2 separate regions of the Homo sapiens genome follow, and region 1 is linked to region 2. A link is a loop called in an ENCODE intact Hi-C map of the cell type or tissue named here. Cell type or tissue: B cell. All regions are shown on one strand. Links, peaks and the distances in the headings refer to the core of each region. The heading gives the core; the rest is flanking DNA. Region 1 has its middle 57 kb from the start of LBH. Region 2 has its middle 25 kb from the start of LCLAT1.

Region 1 (5,384 bases), core at 290-5,289, 130 kb after region 2:
ATATAGGTTTTGAGAGACATTCTGTATGTTATTGTAATGGTGGGTATATTTAATGCCAAGTTTGTTCCTAAAGCAGATAGTGGCCTTGTAGTGGGGTACACATAGTGTGTCCCCCGAGAAGAGGAGCACTCAGAACATATTTGTCAGTCCCTTCCATCCTTTCTCCCTCTGCCTCAAGGAACACCTACTACCCCAGGTTTGGTTCCTGGTTGGCCCTGACCCCGGCTTGCCTGTGTCAGATGGGAGCTGCCTGTGGTTTGTAGATTAGCCCTTATCTTAAATGCCAAGCTCCAGGTCTGACCTCACACAGAGCTTTGGGCTGATCTGATGATATTTGGTGAGGAACAGATGCACTTCTTGACTATAAGACCTGTGGTTCAGTCTCAGGTCTCACCCTTTGTCAATTTTATGCACTTATTCATTGACTTAGTTTTTACAGCTGGGGCTCCACGACCAGCCCCAGATGATCACAACAGCTGGGAGGCAGAAGTGACTTGGAACAGCTGAAGTCCTAAAAAAGAGCCTTAGGTCTGATTTCCATTCAGTCGTGTTGGCCTCCCTTGCTAGTTAGCTGAGAGGAAGGAGGACTTTCTTTCTACCCACTCCAACTCTCATAAGGCCCCCAGTGATATCTGTGTTGCTGGAGTGGGATGGGGTGAGAGAGGGAGAGGGAGTAGAAAGAGAAACACAAGAAATTCAGGGATTGAGCCATATTCCTGGTCCTCACATTGGCACTACTGAAGGCCTCTGTTAGCCTTTCAACTCTTGGATGCCTCGATGGTTCACTTTAGAAGGAAAAGGGAATGATTTGGAATGCCTGCACTTGTTGCAGGGTGATTTATCCAGGGAAAAGGAATGCACTGTTCACATTTCTTAGCCTTTTTTTCTTTTAATTGAAGTGATGTGAGCAATTAAAATGTTTCCTTCCAAAAAAAGCCCTTTAAAAATTCTATGAAGGTAGCCAGATTTCAATTATGTTCATTATGACTAGATTTAGATGTGTATTTTGTATAATGTAGAGGCATAGGACATCTATGTCATGAACATTCTAGAACCATCCCCAGAAAAATGCAGTTTCATTAGGCACACACATAACATTTGCATGTATGGATGGGGGTGAGTCTTGGATCTTTTGCAGCCCACCTAGTGATGGCCACTAGGATCACAAACTTTAAGAACAGCTCAGTGACCCTAACTTTCATATTCTGATCCTACATTGTGCTAAGGTGTGTGTGAAGTGACCAAATTTAATAGATAATAAAATTACTAGGCTGTGTGCTGCTATCTGGCCAACGCTTGCTTTGGACATCCTTGACAATACCCTCTACCTTGCCTCTTCAAGGGTTTTAACCTCTCCATGACATTGTCCTCTATGGGAGGGCTCATGCACCCCACCCCGCCCAAGAACTTCCCCTTAACATTTTACAAATGCTGTAGAAAAAATTTTGTGTGGCTGGGCGCCGTGGCTCATGCCTGTAATCCCAGCACTTTGGGAGGCCGAGGCAGGTGGATCACTTGAGGTCAGGAGTTCGAGATCAGCCTGGCCAACATGGTGAATCCCGTCTCTACTAAAAGTACAAACATTAGCTGGGCGTACTTAGCTGGGTGTGGTGGTGCACACCTGTAGTCCCAGCTACTTGGGAGGCTGAGGCAGGAGAATCGCCTGAACCCGGGAGGCAGAGTTGCAGTGAGCTGAGATGGTGCCACCGCACTCCAGCCTGGGCGACAGAGCGAGACTCTGACTCAAAAAAAAGAAAAATGGTGTTTCAGTGTAAACCTATGCATTGTCTACAGCAAAGCTGTCAGGGCTATCAGATTCTACTATGCATTGTCTTTGAGCTATTTTGCAAGGCTCTGTAAATTGGAAGTAACCGATAGATATGTAAATTATGTCTTGTCTGATAGTGATTTAATTGACTTCCTCCCCTTTTGGGAAAAAAAGCAATTTAATCTCCATTTGCAATTCATCTCTACATTCCTTCACTCAGTAAGAATTTGTGTGTTTTTGACTTTTCCTTTGAACTATTGCCTGGTTTCTTGGTATCAGGAGTAAATAAATTCTTCAACGTGTACATTTTTATATTTGTATGTGAATCATAATTTTATTCTTTTTCTGAAAAATAACTTTTAATACTATAGTGTCTCTTTCTAACCCTTTAGGAGACTTTTTTTTAGGCTACCATTTGAATTTTGTTAGACTTCATGCCTCTTCTATCCTCACCAATTACCTCTCTTACCCCCTCCCTAGTCCACCCAATTTATTGCTTCTCCTGGATTCCTCTGTTCTTTTACCCTAGACTTGTGCAAAATCAGGCTTGGACATATCCAGGCACTGCTGGAAACCAAATGTTTTGAGGTTGGTTATGTTGTAAATTTCAGCTTCAGCACTGAAGAAATAGAGCCTGGGCATGTTTTGGTATTTAGGATCATTTAAAAGCTGCCTGTTTGGAGACAGAGACCATAGTTAGCATTTTCCCAGCTTTGGAAGGCAGACTTAGGGCTCGCATTTTTTTCAGATGATTTGTAGGACATTAATTGTGCAAATAATTTAACCCTTTGCTTCAGATTTTTTTCCTTTTAAAACAGAGGAGAGTTTAATCCTGAGGAGGAGCTCTGTTGTCGTCAGTGAATGTTTTGGTTTTTTGTTTTCTAATGGCTTCAATTAAGAACTACAACACACCCTGAGTGTGACTTTGCCAATATATTTAGGCTGGCTTATTTCAGTGTGCATGCATGTGTGAAAGACACACAGAAAATAGAGGAAATGAGAGAACACTCTCAAAACTTGCTAAGTGTATAAACTGTGATATTATGTTCATAATTCCCTTTTTCTTCGGCTGTCAGGTTTGAGCCTCAAACATTTTTTATTCCAAGGGAAACAACAGCCCCTGCAAGTAACCCAAGTTCACGGCTTTCCTGGGCCCTTGGAAGCAGGGGAGGCACTCTTTTACTTGGAAGGGTTAATTGAAGACACTTAAGTTTACTCTTGGTCAAATTCACAACCAGGAGAGCTAGAGAGAGAGGAAGTGAATGAGTCTCACTTGTCAAACTTTCCTTTTTGGTTTTTTTTTTTTTTTTAAACTTAACTCTTTCTTTACCCTGGTGTGGACAAAGTGCACTTTAAACCTAAAGGTTTCATGGTTTCAACGTACACTTGATGAACGTTCTTGGATCTCCTGCTAGAAAACATGTTGGTGCATCAAAGAAAAGGGGAAATGATACCTAGCTTATGAAGGAACACTTTCTTCTGAAAATGGAGATGGAAGATGGGTCACAGATTGAGACTAAACATAGTCTCTATGGGCCTAGAGGAAATTTCTCTGGCTAGCTCAGTGAGAGCTGGGGAGGCCATTTCAACATTTTATGAATGAAATTCTTCATCAACACTGTTTCATTAGAGAGACGGACTTGACCCTGGACTAATATAATTGCAGCACTGGAGATATTAATGTAATTTTGAGGCCTCATGTCACATTATAAAAACACAGTGCTATAAAAGACTCTAATTTGCCAAGCTCTACCAGACACCAGATGGTACACTTACAGAGAGAAATTTTTTCCTTGAACAGAAGGTAGTCTGTGATGTCATAAGCAGGAGAAATCACCAATACTCAGGGTCTTGGACACTGACATTCTTTTGAGCTAGCAGAGAAAAAGGCCCACAGATACCCAAAGGGGCAGTGCTAGGTTATGTGGTCCTGACTTTTCTTCTTCCTGCCATCAGCCCCCTGGTAATGAAAGAGAGACTCACAAAAGGGGGATTAGAAACTCCTGGCAACCCTGTTAATGGCTTCCTGTGGGATCTCATTTCCTCTGAAACCCCCAGAAATGAGGAAACCTCAGCTTATTTCAGACTCACCCTTCTCCATTTTACTTTACCCACATCAAGCACCATTGATTCCAATCCTGATATTTCAGACCCCCACAGTGGCTGCAGCCTGAGCTCCTGCCTTCTTCACTACCTGGGCTGAATAAACAGTGAGCTCTGCCTTAGGTCTCTCTCTGTCCTTCCCATCTCTTCCCTCTATCTTCTTCATGCTGCCAGAGTGGTTTTCTTAAATGCAAATTCTATCATGTCTCTGTCTTGCTTAAAAATCATTGATGGCACCTCGCTGCCTGGACCAGTAATGGGAAAAATTGGCCCTAGATTAAAAGTTGCTTTGACCCAGGTAAAAAGCTTGAAGGCAAGTCTTGAAAAATCAAGTTGTTTCCAAGTAGCTTAATTGAGTCCCAGAATAAAACTCAAAAGCATTTAAAGAAGAAACCTAGCATTCAGCACTAATCTGGCATCCAATAAAAAATTATCAGGCGTCAAAGAACTAGGAAAACAATATAAAGAGGAGAAAAATCAATCAATAGAAATAGATACAGAAATGACACAGGTGAATAGACAAGAACAGTATTTTAAATGAGGTAAATATACTCCATATATTTATGGAGAAGACAGAGGAATGCATGAGCATATTAAAGAGATGGTGGTAGATATTTAAAGGAGAAGACCTAAATCAAACTTGTAGAGATTAAAACAAACAAACAAGAACCTCTAATGTCTGAGATGGAAAAACACACTAGATGGGAATAAGAATGAATTGGACACTGCAGACTGAAGAAAAACAGTAAACAGCATCAGTGAGCTGCAGAACAACTTCAAGCAAGATAATATAACATATAGCTTATATACAATAACATATAATAATTCTTTTTGCAGTCCCCACAAAAAGAATAGAGAGATAGAAGGAAGAAATAATAAGGCCGGGCGCAGTGGATCATGCCTGTAATCCCAGCACTTTAGGAGGCTGAGGTGGGCGGATCACGAGGTCAGGAGATCGAGACCATCCTGGCTAACACAGTAAAACCCCGTCTCTACTAAAAATACAAAAAATTAGCCGGGCGTGATGGTGGGTGCCTGTGGTCCCAGCTACCTGGGAGGCTGAGGCAGGGGAATGTTGTGAACCCGAGACGCAGAGCTTGCAGTGAGCTGAGATAGTGCCACTGTACTCCAGCCTGGGAGACAGAGCGAGACTCTTTCTCAAAAAAAAAAAAAAAAGAAATAATAGCTGAATGCTTTTTTCTAATTTGATAAAAATATTTAGGAAGCTCGATGGGCCCTAAGCACAAGAAACATGAAGAAAACAACACCAGTGTACATAATCAAATTGCTTAAGAACAGAGATAAGGAGGAAAACCTTAAAAACAGCCAGGACACGGGCATGAAGAACAAAGAAAATAACAGCAGACTTATTGTTGGAAACAATGCAATCCAAAAGACAGTTGACCAACTTCTTTAATGAACTGAAAGACAACACCGTGAACCTAGAACTCTATATACAGCAAAATATCTTGCAAAAAAAGGTGAACTAATTATTTTAGACATACAAAAGTTA
Region 2 (5,384 bases), core at 140-5,139:
TCCTGGAAGGACAAGATATACCGAGTGGTGGTGGTGGCGCTGAGAATCCTGAGTGTGAGGAGGGCTAGGCTTTGTATAGTATAGTCTGGGCAGTAAGAAGACTCGCTGTAATGGAGCCCAGGGTTCATGGTGGGGAACCCCATGTTTCCTCCTCCTAGCATTCTTCCAGAGCCTTCAAGGCATCACCGGCCCGTGTTCCAACGTCCCCTGCATACAGTTCTCTCAAGCTGCTTTTAACACTTGATTACCTTTAGCCCTTTATAACTGTGTTTCCCATTTTTAGACAGTAATCTCCTTGAAGCTGAGGACCATGACTTATTTGTCTTTGCCTGGCACAGAAAACATGATCCATAAATGTGTGTTGAATAAATGAATGAATAAACACTTCATTGGAGGGGAATTGAATGAATAGGCTGGTTCTAGAATGAAATATGCAGTTTGTGCCAGGCATTCTGACTCATTCTGCCTTCAGATGAACAGGGATGGCATTTTGGGCTTACATTAATTTATTCAATCATTTATGTACTCAAAAATTGTGTATTGAAAGCCTACTATGTTCTCGACACTAATATAGGAGCTGTTTTATCAACAGTGGTAAAACAGATAAACTCTTACTCAGGTGGAGCTGACATTCTTATAAGAAGGATAGATAGGCAGGGCACGTTGGCTTATGCCTATAATCCCAGCACTTTGGAAGGCCGATACAGGCGGATCACAAGGTCAGGAGATCGAGACCTCCCTGGCTAACACGGTGAAACCAAGTCTCTACTAAAAATACAAAAAAATTAGCTGGGCGTGGTGGTGGGAGCCTGTAGTCCCAGCTACTCGGGAGGCTGAGGCAGGAGAATGACATGAACCTGGGAGGCAGAGCTTGCAGTGAGCCCAGATCGCGCCACTGCACTCCAGCCTGGGCGACAGAGCAAGACTCTGTCTCAAAAAAAAAAAAAAAAAAAAAGGATAGATACTCAGGCCTGCTGGAGAATTAGTGAGGCTCCATGGAAAATGGAGATTTGGGGTCTTTTGTTCAAATAGCAGGAGAAGAGTGTTGTTAAAGGTACTAAAATATAAAGCTTTTTTGTTTGTTTTCTGCAGTTTCCCTCTCAACTTGTCATGGCATTTTAAAATTTGCTATATAAGATCCTTCTAAGAAAAATGATCATTTAAAAATTGTCACCATAAATTTTATCATTTATGTTTATGTTGTATAATGCCAGTTTTAAATATAGGCATAAGAGTGTTTAATGAAATTACAAAATTCATATTTTATAGCTCATACATGTGTATGGACTTAGTTTTTAGCAGAACAGTGAAAACTCTGCATAAAACTAATTCAATGATTTTTATTTCATTTCCTAATATATGACATCCTACCAACACCGCCTGCCTTTGGCATGCTGATGAGGGAAGAAGGTCTAAAAAGACTATGGGTTGCCCAATCTTTCCCTTTCCTTCTATGCCATTATTTTCGGTGTATGTGTATAATTGAGGCACTGACAGTCCCCCGAGGCAACATGAGAACTTGCTTCAAATGTAGAAAGAAAGTAATGGAGTTCTAAGGAACACAAATGACCACGGAATCCTATCATATCTTCTTTTTTTTTTTTTTTGAGACAGAGTCTTGCTCTGTCCCCCAGGCTGGAGTGCAGTGGTATGATCTTGGCTCACTGCAACCTCCACCTCCAAGGTTCAAGCAATTCTTGTGCCTCAGCCTCTGGAGTAGCTGGGACTACAGGCATGTGCCACCATGCCTGGCTACTTTTTTGTATTTTTAGTAGGGACAGAGTTTTGCCATGTTGCCCAGGCTGGTCTCGAACTCCTGAGCTCTGACAATCCACCCGCCTCGGCCTCCCAAAGTGTTAGGATTACAGGCATAAGCTACTGCCCCCGGCCCCTATTATATCTTTTCTTATTCATGTTACTTCCCTGCAGTATATTAGGATTGGCTTAGAATGTGCCTTTCTAGAACCACTGTATATTTAAAAAGAACCACAAAACCTTTGACCCTCTTTCCACTATGTCTTTTCCAGTATGTGTCTTCATAAAAGGGAGCTCTGAAAAGCTTAGACCCAGAATATATGCTCACCTGCATGGCTCAGTGATATAGGAATTAAAGGATTCTTGAGTAAAAAGAATGAGTGTATTTGTCACTGTGGCAAGGGTGTTGGGGCGATGCTAGAGGATATGCGACAATGTGTGTGGGTGGTGAGTGCATGTCATGCCTGGGCGAGGCTTAGAAGGGGTGTGGTATGTGTTCCTGTGTGTATGCCCTGTGTGTGTGTTGGGGGCGGGGGTGGTATTTGTGGCACATATTTTATGTGTCTGTGTGATTGGTAGATAGGGTTTGTGGTGTGTTTGTATATGTGTGCAATATGAAATGAATATTAGTTTTAGTTTTTTCAGCACACTTTTCCTCTGGGCTGTGTAGCCCACAACTTTTGTTTCCCCTGAAATGCCAGTCTGTTCTCATGTTCTTCTAAGTAAAATAACATGCAGCTTTTAGACATTCACAAACAAAACCCAGTGGTTTTTATCTGAGTCAAGCGCTCCCTGGGGCTTTGCTCTTTTTTTTTTTTTCTCCTCTCCTTCCTGTAAATCCATTTTATGCGTTGGAGCTAGAAGATGACATCTTGTTACATCATGTTAGACAGCACCATAATTTTTTCCAGCTAACCATTTCCAATCTGGCTAAGCAGACAGAACTGAACAATGACAACCAAGCAGAAATAAAGGATCGGCTCACAGCCCTGCAGGGTGGACTCGGAGGAGCCTTGTCCCCAGATCTGAAGTCGACTCGCCGTGTTTTAAGTTTTAACTCCTTAGATTGGGGAGGACGAAATCTGTTCAGGTTCACAGCTCTTCCAGTGATAATGCATAGTCTTTCTCTGCTGGAGCTGAGGATGCCTGTTGTGGGGAGGGGCCTCTGCAAGGGGAGGGAGCAATAGGGTGAGACTGATGGCTTGCCTGAGGTCCTTTCTATACTATGCACAGGTCAGGCCTGTCTTTTGCTTTCCAGCTGCAGCTGCTATTTATAGTCTTGTCTCTGTTTGCTATTCTGCCTGTGACCCCTGTAGTCAGCTCAAGGCCTGTGTTTAAAAAGAGCTCTTCTATGCTCATGTTCAAGCCCACCACGGAGGCTTTCCTTTAGCAGTCTGTGTGCCAAAACTCAGTGAAAGGTCTCTGCAGATCCCCTCCCCACCTCCTGGTATGCCGTGCATCAGATTGGGTGTCTGAGTTCCCTCAACGTTGCCATGCATCTCCACCTGCAGCCTGTGATGTGGTGAGAAATAGTTCTAGGTGGGAGTTGTGCTATATCTCTTACATCTTATTGTGGGTGTTCTGCCAGAATGCCCCTTCCAAACAAATCTCATTATGTCAGCCTTTGGCCTAAAAATATTCACTAACTTACTAGCTGTACTGCCTAGATAACTAAGACAAAAAACTTTAAGATCTATAAAGTCAGCGATGTGTATGAATACCAAACTCAGAGCCAGGTGATCCAAGTTTGAACCATAACTCCAAGCTGTGTGACTCTGAGCAAGTCAGTGACATTCTCTGAGCTTCCCCATCCTGCTTGCAAAGAGATTGCCTGCTTCGTGGGGGTGGGGATGCTGCAAGGACTAGGTTGAGAAAGTAACCTGGAAGCCTCCCTACTTGCACATTCTGCTATCTCAACTTCTCAGACTTCCCAAAAGAATGTGGCAACAAATGAAGGTGGGGAGGAATTGAGATGCTCTGGAGATAACAGAGAAAAAGATTTCTAGGTGTGACTCAATCAGCCAGTAATGGATTTTTTTAAATTGAAAAATACTCAAGATCGAAACTTAGAAGGTATGTGTATATATTGTAAATGTGATACAGGTCAGTAAAAATCAGTTGAACACATACTGCATGCCAGTCAATGTAATCAACAGCAGAGATATCAAGAAAAACACACAGAAATAATTAAAACAAAATGTTTTTGTGATTCTTACCACAAAAAAAGGGAAATTATATCGAAACAACCACAAAAAGGATCCAGAACTCACTCTCACTACATAAATTTAAAATGTGATAAATATGAGAGTAAGAAAAGATTATTTAATGAGAACTAGGAGTATCACTGGTCATAAATTTGGAAAATGTTTTGTTTAGATCAATTCTTTATATCATCTAGAAAATGGCAATTGGGCTAAGAATTATACATAAATAGACAAATTATACGACAAAACTACAAAAATTCAGCATAAAACAGCCAGATCAATAGAGAAATAGGTTCTCAATTTTGGAGCAATAGAATAAATCATGAAGATTGACAGGCCCAAATAAATATTTTAAGAGCTTTCAAGTAATGAAAACTGGTAACTCTAATATAAAATGGCAACAGAGTCTGCAGAAATATTTTTATCAATTATGGTAAAGAGTACTGATACTTTAAAAATTACTCATTAAAAAATATAAAATAAAACATTAAGATTTCAATGGGTGAATAAGAAAATGAATAAGTAATTTACAAACAAGAAATATAGATTGCCCACAAACCCCAGAAAAAATTTGTCTTTATAATTAAATAAATGTAGACTACAGCAACATTGAAACATCAATTTACATTGTTAAGTTAAGAGAAGTTAAAATGTGACGGCCAATGATGGTCTGGTTGTGGGTGACACTGGAGTCATACATTACTGATGCCAGTGTGAATTCTTACAAGCTGTTTGAAAATAAAATGACAATGCATATCAAAACCCATAAAAATATTCACACCCTTTGAGCTTAATGTTGCTCTCCAAAGAGTTTATACTAAGGAAGAAATCAAAAACAGAAAAGCTTCATGACTGACATTTAAATTTTGTTTAAATTTTGTTTAATAGTCAAAATTGATAATAAACTAAACGCTGAACAAAAGGGGCACAGCAAGGAAAAGTATGATGACTATGAACCTTAAGAACACTATGTAGGTATTAAAATAATGATAATAAAAAGGTTAAAATATAGAAATGTTTATGATAAAATAATTAAAATGAGGCTGGGCATGGTGGCCTGTGGATCACACCTGTAATCCCAGCACTTTTGGAGGCTGGGGCAGGAGCACTGCCTGAGGCCAGGAGCTTGAGACCAGCCTCAGCAACATAGTAGGACCTCATCTCTACAAAATTATTTTTTAAAAATTAGCTGGGCAAGGTGGTGTGAGCCTGTGGTCCCAGCTACTTGGGAGGCTGAGGCCAGAGGATCACTTGAACCAAGGATTTTGAGGCTGCAATGAGCTATGACTGTGTCACTGCATTTCAGCCTGAGCAGCTGAGGGAGACCCTGTCTCTAAAAAAAAAAGATAAAAGATAAAGTAAAAAAAAAGTAAAAAAAGATAAAGTAAAAAAGTATTATATTGCATTATATAATTATAATTATTA

What was found. A loop is a pair of places that touch in the nucleus more often than their neighbours do. Peaks named below come from ENCODE experiments on the same cell type or tissue, not always from the same donor. Only the 100,000 strongest peaks of a DNase experiment are listed, where the experiment ranks them.
Region 1: a loop joins it to region 2, with 2.2 times the contacts of the local background. A loop is called at or near these places in 2 of 110 quality-filtered maps.

What each region holds. Positions count from the first base shown.
Region 1 is chr2:30,285,801-30,291,184 of GRCh38, reverse strand. No RefSeq gene overlaps it. Among named protein-coding and RNA genes, the nearest start is that of LBH, 57 kb to the right of the region's middle. RefSeq lists enhancers at 1,623-2,131, 3,023-3,072. In B cell, for the core only: no CTCF peak of the experiment used is centred there; DNase peaks (open chromatin) are centred at 2,914 and 3,734; H3K4me3 peaks cover 2,140 bases; H3K27ac peaks cover 4,537 bases.
Region 2 is chr2:30,419,465-30,424,848 of GRCh38, reverse strand. No RefSeq gene overlaps it. Among named protein-coding and RNA genes, the nearest start is that of LCLAT1, 25 kb to the left of the region's middle. In B cell, for the core only: no CTCF peak of the experiment used is centred there; a DNase peak (open chromatin) is centred at 2,218; H3K4me3 peaks cover 852 bases; H3K27ac peaks cover 2,954 bases.